Regions from separate parts of the Mus musculus genome. Here region 2 is linked to region 1. The links are chromatin loops, found by intact Hi-C in ENCODE. Cell type or tissue: heart. All regions are shown on one strand. Links, peaks and the distances in the headings refer to the core of each region. The heading gives the core; the rest is flanking DNA. Region 1 holds the start of Fads2 (fatty acid desaturase 2). Region 2 holds the start of Best1 (bestrophin 1).

What was found. A loop is a pair of places that touch in the nucleus more often than their neighbours do. Peaks named below come from ENCODE experiments on the same cell type or tissue, not always from the same donor. Only the 100,000 strongest peaks of a DNase experiment are listed, where the experiment ranks them.
Region 2: a loop joins it to region 1, with 2.3 times the contacts of the local background. A loop is called at or near these places in 4 of 42 quality-filtered maps.

Annotation. Positions count from the first base shown.
Region 1 is chr19:10,096,724-10,105,936 of GRCm38, reverse strand. Fads2 (fatty acid desaturase 2) reads left to right here and starts at 4,434. Exons shown (of 12, transcript NM_019699.2): 1 at 4,434-4,714. The coding sequence starts at 4,508. In heart, for the core only: a CTCF peak has its summit at 5,027; DNase peaks (open chromatin) are centred at 4,076 and 5,056; H3K4me3 peaks cover 3,235 bases; H3K27ac peaks cover 5,193 bases.
Region 2 is chr19:9,998,720-10,007,932 of GRCm38, reverse strand. It overlaps Best1 (bestrophin 1), which reads left to right and starts at 6,300. Exons shown (of 12, transcript NM_011913.2): 1 at 6,300-6,475. It also overlaps a transcript of Rab3il1 not described here. In heart, for the core only: a CTCF peak has its summit at 5,547 (motif pointing left); no DNase peak of the experiment used is centred there.

The DNA of each region.
Region 1 (9,213 bases), core at 412-8,411:
TTCTGTTGTTTGTGCTTCCCTCCCTTGGAAGCCTGAATAGCATCTTCTGGTAACCATGGCAATCTTCAGACCAACAGGTGCATCTTTTGGTTGTTGTTGTTGTTATTGTGTGAGAGCAGAGCATCCCCCACTATAATTTACATAAAAATAGAGTCACTTCCCCAAACCCTGAGTCCTCAGCTTACAGAGACCTCTCTGCCTGCTTCTGTCTCTTGAGTCCTGGAATTAAGGTGTGTGGTAGGTAGCACACCCAACTTCAAGATAAGTTCTTACAGTCCAGGCTGACCTCAAACTCAAAGTGCCTAATGTGGCACTATTGGAAGACAATAAGGCCTTTAAGAGGTGAAGCCTATTAGGACCCTAACCTTTTCCCTCTCCCCCTCTTTCTGTGTATGTGTCAGAGTGCATGTGTATAAGTAGATGTACACATGCATGCATGTATGTGTGGGTGAGTGTACATGTGGAGAACAGAGATTAGCACCAGGTATCCTTGACTATGGTTCTCCAGTTTATCTTTGAAGGCAGAGCCTCTCATTGAACCCATAGCTCACCGACTGGGCAGCCTGCTACCCAGCTCTGGAGGTCTTTCTTCCCCTAGCCCCAGAAGTAGGGTTGCAGACGCGCACCGTTACCCCAGCTTCCATGTGGGTTCTGGGGATCTGAGCTTGTGTCTTTTGCTTGTGTGATAGGTATGGGTGCTGGGGATCTGAGCTCGTGTCCTTTGCTTGTGTGACAGGCACTTTATGGACTGAGCCATCTCTCAGCCCTGGGACCCTTCGTAACCTTTATCTCTTTCTTGCACGTGTTCTGTCCTGTTGTTAAACCACAAACAACAAGATCAACTGATATGGTCTGACGCTCCTAAAACTGAGTCCGGACAGACCATTTCCAGGTTTAGGCCGACCTGACAGTGTTTGTTACTGTCACTGGAAGCTGACCAACACATTTTAGAATTGGAAAGTGTGCATTGACCTGAGAGGTGGAGGGGGATGGGAAGTAAGGCAAGCAAGCATGGGCTGGCTAGGCAGCAGGTCTGATAATAAACAAGCATTTAGAGTTGGGGTTTGAGGACATGAGAAACAGGCACCGTGAGGGAGAATTTTAAAGATTGGGGCAATGTAGCTATATTGACCAACAATGAAAAGCAGAGATGAAAGACAGCAGAATGCTATCTCCTCTGAGCTTTCTCTTTATTAGATTTGCTCACAAGGTACCATATCGTCTGTTCCTTCCTAACACCCTACAACATGCAGGGTGGTTGAAGGATGTGAGCCTCTTTCACTAAACCCTGAACAACGATACTCTTCCTTTTATGGAGCGGCTGTCTCCAGCAGCCACCAGAGTGTCCTTTAAAGGCAAGAAGGACACCTGTTCTCACCCATTCAGTGAGAACCATGTGTATGAGAGCCTTCCCTACAGGCTCTGTCTCCCCACACACGTGAGGACTGGGGCTGGTCTTTTGCCCATTTGGCATGCTGGGCGAGTCTGGGCTCCATGCCACCCAAGCTGATCTCTTGTTCCTGATAAAGATCAATAATCGCAATGATGTCCTGGTAGGGTCCCAGGAAGCTTCAGTTCTTGGTGCTGCTGGGGGGTGGGGCGTCAAGGAGCTCGAATCTGAGGGACAGGCAGAAGTCAAAGGAACTTACCCCTCTGTGTCTGAGATAGCCCCCTTTCCAAAGTGGTTCTAGGGTAGGTTGGATACTGTAAGGTTTTCCCTGGGCAAATGGTCTCATCAGCCCATCCAAGCAGGAAGAACAGCCAGTCAGGGAGGACAGTGTCAGGCCACGTCTGGTGTGCTGTCAGCTTCCTATAGCTATTGCCTAATCCAGGCTCCTGTCCCCTCCCCAGCTGTTTCCCTTGACTTTGCCTGCATCCCTTTCTGGCCTTAAGCTGCCTCTGTAGTTTTCTTTCTTTGGGAAAACAAAAACATAGAAACTATTTTAATGATGTGCGCTTGTGTGTGGGTGTGTGCATGTGAGTACCCAAGGAGGCCAGAAGAGGGTGTTGAATCCCTCGGAGCTGCAATTACAGGCACTTGTGAGCCAGCCAACATGGGTGCTGGAAATCAAACTCGGGTCCTCTGAAACAGCAATCCATGGATTGCTTCTTGATACACCCTACCATCTCTTCAACCCTTCCTCTCACCCCCTTCCCTTCCTTGTTCCAGACACGGTCTCAAGAGCTCACCTTGAACCTACTCTGTAGCAAAGATAAATTTGAATTTTGGGTCACCCTGACTTTACCTCTTGAGTCTAGAATTTTATGTGTGCACCACCACTCCGGCAATCTAGCTCAGGGCCTAGTACATTTGGTGACTATTCTTTTGGTTGGTGCAGCCCCAAGCCTGCTGTTCTCTTTGCATATCGCAGGTCCCACCGTGGTACACCCTTGATTGGTGGGTTTCTAATGCTCATCTCCATTGTCTTTAAGCAAGTGGGAATGTTACCAACTTGAACTCTACTCACAGCAGCCCTGGTTGGGCTGTCCGTTTACTCCTGTCTTCATTGGGAGTCCGCTGTAGCCCATTCTTGGGGCCTTCTCACTTGGTCTTTTCTCGGCCTTCCAAGCTTCTGCTGTGAAGCACTTATTGGGGTTCCCTGTCAGCTGTCAGTCATCCCTCTGAGCTTTAAAACTCTAAAAAAATTATCATTAAAGTTATCTGTGTATTGTGATAATCCATCTTTTGAAAAACAAACAAACAAACAAACAAACAAATACAAAACAGCTTTCTTGACTTTATTATATTCCATCGTTAACATGCACAAAAGACAACAGTCTTGCTCCTTATGCATAGTCGTGTCCCAGGCCAGCCTTGAACTCATGGCAATATCCTGCCTCAGGTTTCTGATGGATGACAGTATGGACACGACCAGCACACCTACTTCACTCACTTCTATCTTTTGGGCAGGCCAAACGAACATCTGTTTGGATGTTTGTTTCCTCTCCTCTAAGCCGGAAAAGCTTCACTCAACACTCCTTGAGTCTGGAGTTTGTGGAATGAAGAAAGGCTGCTCCTGATGGATGCCAGGACAGAATGAGAGGAGTATACGATGGGAGGGACTATGGGAATGTATTACCCCCTGCACCAGGTACTTCCTTTGGACCAGTGTCATGTGGAGCTAGGGAGCCCAAAGTCTTGAAAGGGTCATGGAAGAGGCCAAACAGGGCCACTAGCTAAGCATGTATGTCTTGACCATTTTATCTCTCTTACCCTCAGACTCTTCATTTTGAAGTTAGCTATAACAATATCATAGGATTGTGGTGAGACTTTAGCGAATAGGGCCTTTCTTCCTACTATACTCCCTTGGTATCAGTGTCTCTCTTGCCTGCAAGTGGTGTACTACTGTCAAATCAATCGCGGGCTTTTATTGCTTTCATGTTTCCCAACCAGGCTTGTGAACTCTTTCTCAGTCGAAGACAAGAAAGGTGTCCAGTTTATCCTGGCACCCTCCCCAGAAGCCACTCCCGCGGCACTTAGCACGAGGAAGAAAGCAGAGATTCCACCGTTCTTTTCCAAGATGACCAAGTTGAAAGGATTCAGAGCCCTGGTTAAACAGAGACCCACTCCTGGCTCCTTTCTCTAGGAAGGTTTCAGGAAAGCAATAAACAATATGGATCTCTTAGACAATGTGAGATACAGGAGACTTGAGTCCCATCTAGCCAGGCAGAAATATCACCTAGTCATGACAGCCCAGGAGGGGGCCTTGTTTAGCCGGAGGCCGAGCGTTGTTCACCATAACCGCTGCGCCTCCTTTGTGCGAGCATCAGGTGCAAATCCCCGGCCGAGCGCGTTGGCGCTCTGAAGCGCGCAAAGAAAAGCCCAGCTGCCGCCCCCGCCCCCCCCCCCGCCCCCCGCTCTCCCCTCCCAGCTTCTCAGAGATCTACTCCCGCTTCCCCGGCTCCAGGCAGCGAAGGGAGGAGGAGGAGGTCAGACACGTCGCCGACCGCCCAGCAGGGCTTAACTCCATGCGGGCGGGCGCGAGGGAGGGGGAAGCCGCGGACCCGCCGCTCCAGCCCGCTGGCCTTCGAAAGATCCTCCTGGGCCAATGGCAGGCGGGGCGACGAGCCCTGATTGGTGCAGGCGCTCTGCTGATCACTGTGGAAACCCGGGTGGCGGGGAACTCGGGAGGATGCGGAGCCGGGAACGGGGGGAGCCAGAGGGGTGGGGGGAGGAGGCAGCGAGGCCCTGAGCTATCCTGGAGTTTTCACCGGAGGCAAAAGTCCACAGCAGGCGGGCCTAGGGTGGGCGGAGGAAGGGGACCGCTTGGGGGCACTGGGAAGCCAGGGGTACTCCTGAGGGAAGGCAGGGGTACTGGCTAGCTAGTGAAGGCGAGGAGGAGCGAAAGCGAGGGGAGGAGGCACGGTGGGAGGAGGAGTAGAAGACAAAAGCCGAAAGCGAGGAGGGCGCCGACCGCACACTGCGGCCAGGAGAGGGACCGTCGGTGTTGCGAGCCGCGGGCGCCCGGAGGCCGTAGCGCACGGGGCATCCGGGTAGACTGGCAGCATGGGGAAGGGAGGTAACCAGGGAGAGGGGAGCACCGAGCGCCAGGCTCCGATGCCCACCTTCCGTTGGGAGGAGATTCAGAAGCACAACCTGCGCACCGACCGGTGGCTCGTCATCGACCGCAAGGTCTACAACGTTACCAAATGGTCCCAGCGGCACCCGGGGGGCCACCGTGTCATCGGACACTATTCGGGAGAAGATGCTACGGTAAGAGTCTGGGGGTGCCAGCCACTCTTGTCTGCTGCAGGCTGGTGTCAGGAGCCCGGGGTCCCTGGGCGCCAAACAGATCCCCGGTTCTTAAAGGAGCGCAGGACGTTCAGCAGGGAAAGAAAGTGTACCAACTGCCCTCACCTCCCTCCTGGAATCGTTCTCCTCTGGGTCAACTGGGCAGACTTTGGCCGAGCCTTTTGGACGCCAGGCCTTAGCACCTCTGTGGAAGTCCCATCAGTGGTAAACTGTGCCCGGTGCATGTTCACAGCGCATACTGCGCGCTGTTCCAGCCGGAGCCTGGGACTCTCCAAAGGGGGCGCTCCAGCCTTCGTGTTCGGCGCTCCCCAAGTGGAAGATGGCCACCCTTGGGCGCCGGGGAGAGGAGCCTGAGAGCGGGCAGCCATATGTGGGACTCTCCTGCCAGACCAGGGGGCGGAGAAGGAAAGCTGGTTCCTGGCCAGGACTCGCTCCTGCTTGGACTCCTGTCTAAGAAGGTCCACAATGGCTGCCCGACAGAGACTTCCTAGTAGTTCAGATTCCCACGCTCCCGAGGATTATCCCGACTCACTCCAAGTGCCAGCCTTCTGGGAAATCCTGGTGGGGAATTGGTGGAAGGCGAACGGGCTGGATTTTGCAAAATTCAGGTCCGCAGGGGATCTAGAAGGTGAATCTAAGACTGGCTTGGCAACAGGTCCATCTGCCTCTGGGGTTACTATCGGACATTCAACTCAATGGCCCTCTGTTTTTAGATCCTGCCAGGATCACCCTTCCCCTCTTGCACTCATGGAGGTTGTTGAAGTCTCTGAGACCTCTGTGGAACGGAGGCTATCCTATATTGCACAGTACCCCATACCGTGCCTGGCCCCACCCCCAACCATAAAGTGATTGTGTAGTCAGGTGGGTAAGAGGAGAAACAAAGTCAAAGAGGAAAGCCAGACCTTTCTTGGCACCTTTCTTGGTGGGCTGAAAGCAGAGGAAAAGATGTAGCTGGAGAGAGCTTGGGAAAGACGAGTGGGAGGAGGCTGAGAAGAGGGATAAACTTATCAGACCGCACTCCACATCAAAGTCCAGGATGCTGACTTGAGTGTGGGCTTTTCTTGTGCAAGTTTGATAGTTTCAATTCTTACCTTCCATGTCTTTTCTTTTTGAGATCAGCCTAGGTAGCCATACCCTAATCAATGGACTGGAGGCTTTGGTGAACAGGATGCAATCTTACTCCAGATTGAGGAGAGAACTGGCCACATTCATACTGCCTAAAGACTATTTTCCTTGCTTGTGGAGCCTGCTTAATTATGCCCATGGGGCTGGCGATGCTAACCAGACCTTAGGAGAGTGTAAGCTTTTCACATTCCTTGAGTGTCCTAGCTCTCTTGGACCGCCTCACAACCAGAGAAGACCTTGGTTTCCCAGGGAGAAAACTTCCCAGCCCCTATCTGGGGGATCTTTCCACTGTTTCGGGTGCTGGTGTGTGCATGAATCTGTAGGTGAATTGCAGACGACTCCTCCCCTTTCCAGGCTCTTACCAAAAAGTTTCCTAAAAAGTAAAACAACAAATGTGATTGGTTTGATCCGATTATTCCATATTGTGTGATAAGTGGGTTTTCTTGTGTGGAAGCTCAGCCCAACAACAGCCTTGAACTTTATAGTTTATTTAAGAAGCCAGACGTATTTCATCCTTGTTTTGGAAATTCTTAGGGTTTCCCTGACTCAGTTTTCTCCAAATGTCTATGTTCAGATCTAACCCAGCAGATACCTGGATGGCTTGCTCTTATGTTCTGAAAGCCTTATGTCCTCTTCCACATTTCCTGTGTCATTTTCATTGGTTCTGAGTCTGGTGTCTGGGATGTTAATTGTCCCATGATAAGAAAGGTAAGGTGGGAGTCAGGGTAGGCCGCAGATGTGATCCCTGGGCTTGTTGCAGAGAATCACTTAGTGGACACACACACACACACACACACACACACACACACACACACACACACCGCCACCCCCAATCCCTCATCTATTCCAATAAGATGAGTGTGGCAAAGCTTGCTGTAAACAGTGAGCCCCAGACAGACATGAGAGGAACAAAACAGCTAGCATGTAAAGTACTCGCAGAGAAACGGAGCAAGCTCATTTGATGACACGACATGAAAGCTTACTGTCTTCCCAAATAAGACACAAAACACACTTGATGGAGACAGAGTTGGAGATCAGTGTAGAAAGAGCCGTGAGGTTTTCTTTGGCATCCCCCTGTTTCTTCTTAAACTGAGATCAGATTGGCAGAAGGCCTTGGACAACTAGGAGATCTTCAAAGGGAGCTCCACGAGATGTGGGGACCCCTCCCCAGGCTGTTTCTCAGGGAACTTTGCCGCTTAGGGGTCTTGCCTTCTTGAGAAGGGTGATGAGAATGGACTGTCAGGTTTGGGGACGGACTGTTCAGCAGATAGAGGCTGGATCCCTAGAGCCCTTTCATTTGTTACCACTCAAAGGATATCTGTGATATGCTGACAAGAGGCTGGAAGGTGAGGCCAGAAGCCAAGGAGGCCCATTTTGAGGTCAATCTAGGATATCAGTCAAGAATTTTCTGTTCCTGAAGGAAGAAAAAAAAAAAAAACCTCAGAAGTGCTCACTTCTTCTCTAGAAGGATGGAGCTGTTGTTACTTGATCCTTCTGTAGTCAGACCCTGGCCTCACTTGTACTAAAAGCCACCTAAGTGGCATGTGCTCAGAGTCCCAGATACGCAGAAGACTGGAGCAAGAGGATTATTTGAATCCTAAGTTTTGAGGCCAGCCTGGTACCCTAGTGAGATTCCATTGCTGAAAATAAACAGTGTGAGTTTTGCAGTTCACAAACCCATGAGATTGGTATATACTATCTCATTTAATTCCCAGGTTAGCCTTGCCGCTGTCCTGTCCTGAGGCTCAGAAATCCTGGTCAGGTGGTGTTCAGTCATAGTCGGGATCTGCTGGCAGCACTCGCTGCAGCCTTACCTTCCTCTCTCCATCTCCCTCTTCTTATTTTTCTATATCTTTAGTCATTTCCTGCTGGTCCCCCCAGAGCTTTTTCTGTCTTAGATTTGCTGTAGGCACAAAGAACTGTCACCCATGCCCCAAGCCAGTGTTTGCACTTTTCTCGGGAGTCTAGGCAGTACAAAATGAGCCCACTTGTGACTTTTCATCTTCAGCAAGAGCTCATGAAACATTCATTGAGCGTCTCCATGGCTCTGAGCTGGGCTCGCATCAGGGCCTCAACACAAAGATGAATAATTCACAGACAGTGGCCTCCTCTACTGGACTGTTCCTCCTTAGTTTTCCTTGCTTCAACCTGGATTCTCCACCTCCAGACTCCCGCCTGTTCTCCAGCCTATCCGGTTTTGTCTATGCTTTTTGGCCCATCTGCCTTTCTTTCTTACCTCTTAGAATCAAAAAAAATAAAAAAGACAAAGGGGACCAGAGGTGGGTTCCATCTTTGAGCTGCTCCTATAATGTTTCCGTGAATAAGCAGCAATTGAAGAAATGGAATTGTTGGAATTGTGTCCCTGTAGACAGAGCAGGAGCATCGGTATTTTCTAGGCCTGAAGGGCAGCGCCCCCCCCCCCCCCTGCCGAGTGAGAGCCATCTGATTCCTGCCCATCATAGTTTGGTGAGAGACAACCTCCATACCCAGCCCCAGCATCTCCTGTAACGGCTCTAATAAAATGCAAATGGCGTTGGATTGTGGAGATGGCTTAGGGCTTAGTAGTTATGCTTGTTAGTGAGAGTGAAACTCAGATCCCATAACATACCGGATGGGGTAGTAGCTGACTTGCAATTCTAGCCCCTGAGTGCAGAGGGGTAGGATCCCCAGAACAAGCTGGCTAGCAAGACTAAGCATGCCGGTGAACTCTGAGTTTGACTGTGAAGCCTGCCTTGATGGATAAAGTGGAGAAGCAATCGAAGATGATTCTCAACATCAATTCTGTGGGCCTCCGCACGCATGCACAAGTATGCACATGCACACGTGCAAAAACATTTACGCACATGTCCATGAAAACGGAAAGGGGAGAAATGGCATCATGCTCTCAGGCCCAGTCTGCCTCTGTGGGGATTTACTTCCTGTGCAGCCAGGGAAGTCCACACATCCCGTGCTAGCCAAGGAGTTCACGGGCCACAGAGTACTCCTCAGCCTCTTCTCCTTGGAGGGGGCAGGACCAGTGGACTTTCTGCTCTGTCTGTACCTATGTGCTGCTAAAAGTAACTCAGAAGTCAGTATCTTCCGTGGCTGCCATCTTTTTAATCTCTACCTATAAATCCCCAGGTCCCTCCTGATTCTCTTCCTGCTTTGAGCAATCGTCAAAGAATCGTGGATTGCTGCATGGATCATCATGCATCCTTATTTATTGAGCCTGGATTTCTTAAATCCTGGGCTAAATTCCCAGATGTGGAAAGTTAACTTATGGCTTTGCTGTGCAAGAGAGCCTGGGCACAGTCAGAAACAGGTTTTGGTACCCTAGGGTCTGTGCAAGGGCAGAA
Region 2 (9,213 bases), core at 858-8,857, 98 kb after region 1:
ACTAATAGATAGAACCGGGAAGCAGAACATTGGATTTGGCAGTAGCAGACCTCTGCATTGGCAGTAAAGCGTAGAGCACTGGTTCCAAACAAACTGGGAAGCAATTGCATCCCTGGGTCTGTTCCCATCGTACCACCAGGCAGTTCACCTTTCTGAATCCTACCTAAAACTAGAAATTACTCTCTGGAGATGGTAAATTGAAGGTTCTTTGGATCAGTAGCAGCTGCCTGAGGGAGTTTAGAAATTGCAAATGCTGAACACTGAGATCCAACCCCCAACACACATACACACACACACACACACACACACACACACACACGCGTGCGCGCGCGTGCCTCTTGACAGTCAGACCTTTACTCTCCACACATCTGGCTTTGGGATTCTGGCCAGCCTGAGAAATAGGTCTAAGACTACTGTAACTGTCCAGCTAAGGAAAGTGTAGGTAAAGGAAACTTGACCATCACTCTTAGCAGCATCCCATCCATGTTTTCTTTTGTTTTGAGATGAGCTCTCATGTAGCCCATGCTGACCTCAAATTCACTATGGAGCCAAAGACCTTGGATTCCTAAACTTCCTGCTTTTACCTCCCAAGTGCATCATCGTGCCCAGCTTCCATCTTGTTTTATTTCTGAGACATGAGACAGGGTCTTGGGTTTTGCTAAGTAGACCAAGCCAGACCTAAAGTTTCCACTCTACTCTTTCTGCTCATTAAAAGTCCTTTCTTTTATTTAACTTTAAACTCATTCTTATAACTGGGAGCAGTGGCGCAGATCTTTAATCCCAGCACTCTGGAGGCAGAGGCAGGCGGATCTTTAATTTTGAGGCTAGCCTGGTTTACAGAGGGAGTTCCAGGACAGCCAGGGTTACACAGAGAAACTCTGCCTTGAAAATAAAACAAATCAAAACAAATCAAATTCATATTACATTTATTTATTGGGGAGGATTCATGTGTGCCATGGACACATATGGGAGGACAACATATGGGAGTTGGTTCTTTCTTTTCCATGTGGGTCCCAGGAATTTAACTCACGTCATCAGGCTTGGCAGAAAGTGCCTTTACCCACTGAGCCATCTTGCCAGCCCTGCTTCTAGAGTTCTTGGCTATACACAAGGAAACTGAAGATCATCAACTAACTGAGCAAAGCCTCCTAATATGAAGGAAACTGAATCCAGTAAGTAAAACCAAACCAAGACAAAACAAAAACATGGCAGAAGACTGTGGGCTACATAGGATTGTCTCAAAGCACACAAAAGAGGTGCAGAAGACCTGGTTCTGCACCAACCAGTGGGAAGACAAGTGCTCACCACTGCTTGCTCCCTAATGTGTTCTAGGATTGCTTCTGGGGATCCAGCTCAAGTTCTTCCACTTGCAAGGCAAGTGCTTCACTGACTGAGTCGTCTTCCCAACCAGTCTCCTGTTTAACACATAATGCTGATTAGAGGGTGAAATCTTTATGTGGTTGTATGTGCTTTTGAGTTATCTACACATGTGCTGTAGTTTGGCTCTGATGTGTCCACCCAAAGGCTCATGTGTTCAAGGAATGGGCCCTAGCTTAGCGTCAGAAACTTTTTCATATTTTATTTATTCATTTACTTATTTTTTTTTGAGGCAGGTTCTTATGGAACCCAAAGTAGCTTTGAACTCCAAAGTAGCTAAAGATGAACTTAAGCCAGGGGTGGTGGTGCATGCCTTTGATCTCAGCACTCAGGAGTCCAAGGCAGGTGGATCTCTGAGCTCCAGGCCAGCTCTACATAGTCAGAAATAAGTAAAAGATAAAGACAGTAAAGGTGATCCCCAGGACAACTATTAAGAGAATTCAGGGATCAAAACAAAAACGAGAACAAATATGGTCGGCTGGGTACTATCAGAGAGGGGCACAGGCATGGTGTTGCATGCCTAGACTCCTAGCATTTGGAATGCAGGTGAGAGAAGACTGCAAGTTCTAGACCTGGGCTATATAGCAGGTCCCAGGCCAACCCATATACATACAGCGGCTCTATTTCAAAATACCAAGTCCCACTCCCAACAAGAACTGGAGATGTAGCTCAGTGATAGAATGTCTGCTTGGCATTTGGAAGACCTTAGGGAGGCAACACGTGCACATGCTCACGTAACACAAAATAAAACAGCACCCAAAGCTGGGCGGTAGTGGCGCACGCCTTTAATCCCAGCACTTGGGAGGCAGAGGCAGGTGGATTTCTGAGTTCAAGGCCAGCCTGGTCTACAAAGTGAGTTCCAGGACAGCCAGAGATATACAGAGAAACCCTGTCTTGGGGGGAAAAAAACACCCAAAAACCCGTTATAGCTAATAGATACATTCAGTGAAGTGACCAGATATAAAAGCAAGCAAGCAGCTGGGCGTGGTGGTGCACGCCTTTAATCCCAGCACTCGGGAGGCAGAGGCAGTCGGATTTCTGAGTTCGAGGCCAGCCTGGTCTACAGAGTGAGTTCCAGGACAGCCAGAGCTAAAAGAGAAACCCTGTCTCAAAAAAAAAAAAAAAAAAAAAAAAAGCAAGCAAGCAAACAAAAATCAGTCTTTGCACACCTTTAATCCCAGCACTTGAGAAGCAGAGGCAGGTGAATCTATGAGTTTAAGGCCAGCCTGGTCTACACAAAGAAACCCTGTTTTAATGAGGGGGTGGGGGAGGAGGAAAGCAAAAGAAGAAAAAAAAATCAGTTGTTGCTTTGAGTGGTGGCACAAGGGAAGAGGATCACAAGTTCAAGGCCAGCCTGGCCTACATACCTTGTCTTATGACACCAAGGGTTTGTGATACTGCACAGTGGTGCATAGTTTGGCTAGTGTGCACAAGGCCTTGTACACCAAAAACATGACACCAACAGATAAGGATGGCTACACAGCACTTACATTTCTATCTTCTATCAAGACTCCAAAAGTGAAGTCAATGAAAACAGTTCTAGTTGCAGCACAAGAGAGAGAGAGAGAGGGAGAGAGAGAGAGAGAGGATATTTTTAACCAAAGATGGTCTATAAGACTTGCACACACTGTATTGAGCATGGAGCTTCAGGCCTTTAATAACCAGCACTTGGGAGGCAAAGGCAGGCAAGATCTCTGTGGGTTTGGCGCCAGCCTGATCTAACTAGTTTGAGGATAGCAGGTTTATGTAGAGAGACTCTGTCTTAAAACAATCAACAACAAGAGCAAACGAGCAAACAAACAAAAAACCTTGCACACTGAAAACTACAAACTTGCAGAATGAAATTAAAAGAGAGCTAAGGTATTGAACAGATTCACATCCAGGAAGAATGATACCATACACACGATAGGGTGTCCTACGGAATCAAAACCAGCCTGTCACACTCGCAACTGGCATTCTTCAGAAATGGCAAGACGGTCCTAAAATTCATAAGGAATGTCAAGGCACCTTGCAATGGTTTGCTATAATTGCCAACTTGACACAGTCTTGAATCACGTGGGAAGAGAGTGTCAGGTTGATCCGTGGCCATGCCTGTGGGGGTCTCTTGGTTATATTAGTTGATATGGGAAGACCCAGGCTGAAAATGGGAGCTCTCATTTTCTGGGTTTGGAATCTGAACTGCATAAGAGCTGAGAAAGAGCGGAGCAGTTGCCATGGTCATCCGTTTTTTTTCTCTGCTCCTGGCTATAGATATGACTGGCTGCTTCAAATTCTGACTGCCTTGACTTCCCTGAAATGATGGGTTTTATTCCAGGTCATACTGTGACCTGGAATCATAAGTCAGACAAGGCCTCCTCCCCAGAAGGGCTCTTGTCAGGTGTTTCAGCACAGCATCAGAAATGAACCAAAACCACAGCCTAAAAACCTAAGTCCAAAAACACACACTTCTGTTTTACTTTTGCTTATTTGCTTGTGTGTGTGCTTGTGTATGCAGTGGGGGGTGGGGGAGGGGAAGATTGGTGCACATGTACCATGGAGCACATGTAGAATCAGAGGACAAATTGTGGGAGTAACTTCTCTCCTTCCACTTGTGGATTCTGAGGATTGAATTGAGGTCATCTTACTCACCAAGCCTACCTCCCACTTTCTGATTCCAAAGCAGTATGCCTACCCACTGCCTTCCGCTGTATAAACCAGGGCCTGCTGGTGCATGCCTGTCATTCTATGAGGCAAGCTGGCTAAGCTAGACTAGGACTAGGCAGAATTGGTGAGCTCTGGGTTCAGCAAGAGATCTTGTCTCAATTAATGAAGTAGAGCCACTGAGGAAGACACTGACATTGACCTAGGGCTTCAATATGAATGCACACATATGTACTCATATACATATTACACATATATACACACACAAAAAAAAAACCAAATCAAAACAAGTGTAGTATTGGCCTCAGGACAGACACAGAGGTCAATGGAATTGAGCAGACTCTCCAGAAATAGATACATCTGTCACAAATTGATCTTTAACAATGATGCCAAACCCATTCAATGAAGGAAACAAACAGCACATGGGCAGCTGGGTACCCATATGTCTCAGTGGCCTTGGACCTTTACCTCACACTCTCCACAAAAAGGAATCCAAAATATATCAGATCTTAACTGTATCAGCAAAAATCATAAAATTCTCAGAATAGATTCAGCCAGGTCAAAATTCATGAACATTAAAGTTTTATGTGTTCAAGAACATTCTCAACTAAGTATAAAGAGGTCTGGGTGTCGCTCAGTTGGTAGAGTGCTTGCCTGGCATGCAAGAAACCTTGGTTCAATCCCCAGCACTGCATAAGTTGGGCCTGCAATCTTAACACTTAGGAAACGGGCAAAGGATAATTAGGGGTTCAAGGTCATCTTCAGATACACATCAGGTTCAAGGCCTGTGTCAACAGCAAACAAACAAAAGAACGCAGTGCTTTTGAAATGAAAACAGTAATGGACTTTTCTCTCTCTCACCATCGCCCGAAGCCAACCTCTCAACCCAGGTTGTACACCTGACTCAGATGTAGATAACAGTGCTTGCGGTCAAGGCTTAGTTTGATTCGTGAGACCCACAAGCTGGAAGGAGAGAACCAACTCCTGAAAGTTGTCCTCTGACCTCCGAATGTGTACTGTGGTATTCAAGCACACACACACACACACACACACACACACACACACACACCAATAAGTAAACAAAACTAAAAAAAAAAAAATGAAATGCAGATTATGACTGAGGAGGTCTGGGGTGGAAGCCTCAGATCCTTGCATCTCTAACAATCTGTTGTATAGTGTGTGTGTGTGTGTGCTCAGGGGCCTCAGTGTGTGTGTGTGTGTGTTGTATAGTGTGTGTGCGTGCTAAGGGGCCTCAGTGTAAGAGTCCATGTTCTAAGAGGAAATAGACAGGCAAAGCAATTCACTGAGGCTGAGGAGCCCACAGAGAAAAAGGCTTTTGCTGCTTGATATCCCCCAAGGAACTTGGACTATGTAGTAGGTCTTTGTATCAAGAATTCAGTCAACTGTGGCTCACCAGTTAAGAGCAATGGCTCTTCTTCCGGAGGACCTGACTTTGATCTCCAGCACCCACATGTTGACTCACAACCATCTGAAACTCAAGTCTCAAGGGATACTGTGCCCTCTTCTGGCTGCATCAGGTACCAGGCATGCATATGTTATACAGATAAACACCTATACACATAAGACCAAAAACTAAATACATACATACATACATACATACATACATACATACAAACAAATAAATTCACTGAACAGATGGGGATTTGGTGAGAGGTAAGGGTAGGGTCAGGTCCTCACCTGGCTGGTAGCTGCAGGGTGGAGTCCATGAAGCACCACACGACTAGAGATCCTAGCTTTCCCCCAGGTTGTGCTGAGTTCTCACCATGTGTCTCTTTCTGGGTTGGTTCTGGTCTATTCTGTATTATTTCATTGCTATCTGTGGGATATGGCTTGGTGGTGCTGGGACTTGTCTCCCAGCCTTTCCCTGTCTCACCTTATCCCTGTTGCCCCTCTGAAAAGGTCAGAGGTTATTATGCCAGTCTCCCAGAGCTTTAGCAATGAGAGCTGCTTCGTGTCAGGAAAGAGGTATTGACTGTCTTCCTTCCTGTCCCTGGAGTGGCACTATATGTCCTCTGCCTCCCTGTCCAGCTGTGTTAATCCACCTCTTGGTTTCTTCCCTGTTTATTCTGTGATTGGCCCAGAGGAGGAGAGTGGGCTAGCAGGCACCCTATGCAGAACCTGGAGACAGCAGCCAGGTCTGCCAGGCCCAGCCCAGGGCCTACTGCTTACTGCCCTCTGCCAAGTCTGGTCCTCTTCTACCTGCCTGGCAAAGGTCAGGCCCTCTGTGATGCTCTTGTTGCCATGGCGATCTTAGATGAGGAGGCTGTAATGTTCTGGGTCCAGAACCTTCACCCATCAGCCCTATGTGCTCTGCTTGCTCCCTGACATGACTCTCTACCAGAGGGCTAGAGAGCATGGGCTCTGCTACCATCAAAGTCTTCTCTGCACACCCTTCATTCCTCAGACCTCCCTTCAAACCCTACAGAAACCCTAACAGGTAAGCCTCAGGCCCCAGGTAACCCTCCTCCAGGGCAGAGGTCATGGTTCGTGGTAGAAAGGGCCCAGGACCCAAACTTAGAAGACTTTAGGTCCCGGGTCCTAGTCCTGGTTCATTGGTAGTGATGTGGCCTTGGCCAAAAGGTCTGCCTTGAGCACCAGTGTCACCTGAGTGTTTTACACTCAACAGTCCCTCGGCAATGCCTCAGTGACTTGCCGTGGGCTGTTCTTATGTGCTTACATCTTCTCGGCTCAGTGAGCTTCTACTCCTGCTTCAAACACCAACTCCAGAGCTCCCACTCTGTAGGCTTCCCTGGCCTCTCAGACACTCTCACTCCCATTCTCTGCTGGAGGTTTTAAATATTTTTTTTTAGAGTCTCTCAACTCTTGTCTTCTTAGAGGCAGGAGTTAGAACAGATTCTACCCTGGTATCAGAGATGTTTTGTTGAATAACTTCTTGTGGGATGGAAAGGGAGAGTGGTCTTGGCTGCGCTGGGCACTCTCCTTGTAGGAGGTTATTCTGGGGTCCTGTATCCAGGTATGTCTTGGGCTTTACTGTATACCTGAGGCCTGTCTGGTTGACTGGAGACACATTTGTGTTTGAGGCCCGTGGGACACCATGTCTTATGTTTGAATGTGCTTAGAGTTGTGTGGGTCTAGGAGCAGATTGTTCACAGTGTCTCTGGAGACATCTTGAGACTGGAAGAAGCAGAGAGCAGCACTAGCAAGTGAAGAACTGGTTAACGGTGAAGAACTGGGCTTCACAGAAAACCAAAGAAGTTCTCCAGCACTTCCCAGCTCTTCTAAAATACTATGTAGCTACTGGTAATGGTCAAGGAGATAACGGCGACTTCCAAAGACAACTTTGATGATCACTGACACCTGAACAACTGGACTAGGCTTCCCTGGCAAGAACTAAGTCAATGGTGACCTCTAGTGACCAACATAAGGGATGCAGGAGTCCATTAAGGCAGTGTTTAAGGCAGTGTTTACAGGTGTTTTGTTTTGAACTACTCTGCTAGAAACATATTCAACTTTAATTAAATATATATTTATTGGACTGGGATTTATCTCAGTGGGAGGAGTTCTTGCCTGGTGTGCATGAAACCCTGCACTGGATCCCCAGCACTTATCTGTTGGATATGGTGGCTCACATCTGTAATCTCAGCTCTCAGGAAGTACAGAGAGAAGTGTTAGAATTTCATGGTCCTGGGCTACATAGAAAGTTCAAAGCTATCCTGAGCTACATGAGAACACACCTCAATGTAGACTCTGTGTGTGTGTGTGTGTGTGTGTGTGTGTGTGTGTGTGTGAGAGAGAGAGAGAGAGAGAGAGAGAGAGAGAGAGAGAGAGAACACCTATTAGATAGCAAGCTCTCTTGTGAAGGTCAGTATGTATTGAAGAAAAGAGGAGAAACAGGTAGGAGCCCACAGAGATTCTCGGTCCAGCTGTACATTACAATGGAAAACCCGCACCTGGGCAAGTTGGGTCTGCCCCTGCCCAGTGGGGCGCAGGCAGCACTGGGTCTGCCCCTGCCCAGTGGGGCGCAGGCAGCACTGGGTCTGCCCCTGCCCAGTGGGGCGCAGGCAGCATTGGGTTTGACTTTGCAGATCCTCCCCAGGCCTGCCGTGTCTATCACTCTCACTCTCATCTTGCAGTAAGTGAGCCAGCACTTATTCTCACCCTCTTTTCAGATGAAAAGACATTCACAACTGTCCTGTCCCTTCTCTGTCCAATTAAGGACAGGGACAGAGTGGCAGGGAGGGGTGGGTACTTTTCATCCTCCAAGATTGCCCCCAATCTCAGCAGACTCTCAGGATAACACCAGCTTTATTGTTCACTATGATTAGAAACGTAGTCAAGGTCATGGTGAAACAATCCCCCCTCCCTTCTGAACAGAGTTAAACAGGCAAAAACCTGTGTGTCAGAATCACCTGCAAGCTCAGTTTCCTTAGGGAGTGTCTGAAGGGGTGTGGGAGCGGGAGAGGAAGTAGAGAGTAGGAGGGTGGATTCACTTTAAGGCTCAGGATCATAATGTAAATTGGGACTCCCAGAAGCGTGGTTCCCAAGACCACCCAAACCACAGACGCCTACAGCACTTGATAAAAACGCAACGTTTCCAAGGACACAGCATCAGGCTCCTAAGGTCTGGAGAAGCTGCGTATTTGGTAACTGTCTTGGCAACTGTCTCAGTCAGTGAAGACTTGCTGTCCATGCTCTTCATGTACAGTGGCTTGTTGGCAAACTCTCATCTTAGCCTGGTGCTCAGAAGAACCTACAGAAAGGACTGGCACACTAAGGTTGCCTGAGCTGCTGAGATGCCACCCAGCTCCCTCTGGATGCTTGGGCATGTGTCTTTGTTTTTCTCAGGCTGTCTGGGATTAGGCCGTTTAAATAGCATCAAGCCCCGTTGCCTTCCTGCTCCCCTTTTCTTTTTCTGACTTTGAAGTACCTACTAGTAGGCCCTGCCAACTAAACAAGCCACCACAACCTATGATGTCACCAGCGGCCAATCAGAGCTTCTCACCAATATATGCATTGATGTTACTTTTAACTGTGCTGACATTCCAGAGCAACACATCCTTTTCAGACGAGGACGCTGTGGCTCAGTCACAGCTAGCACACAGGTCGCTAGAAGCCAGTGGCATGTGTCAATTGTTCCAGAGCGGTCCCCAGAGACCTGGACAAAGTCTCCTTCTTCCCCTGAGCTCTTGATACCTTAGATGGAGCTCAATCTTG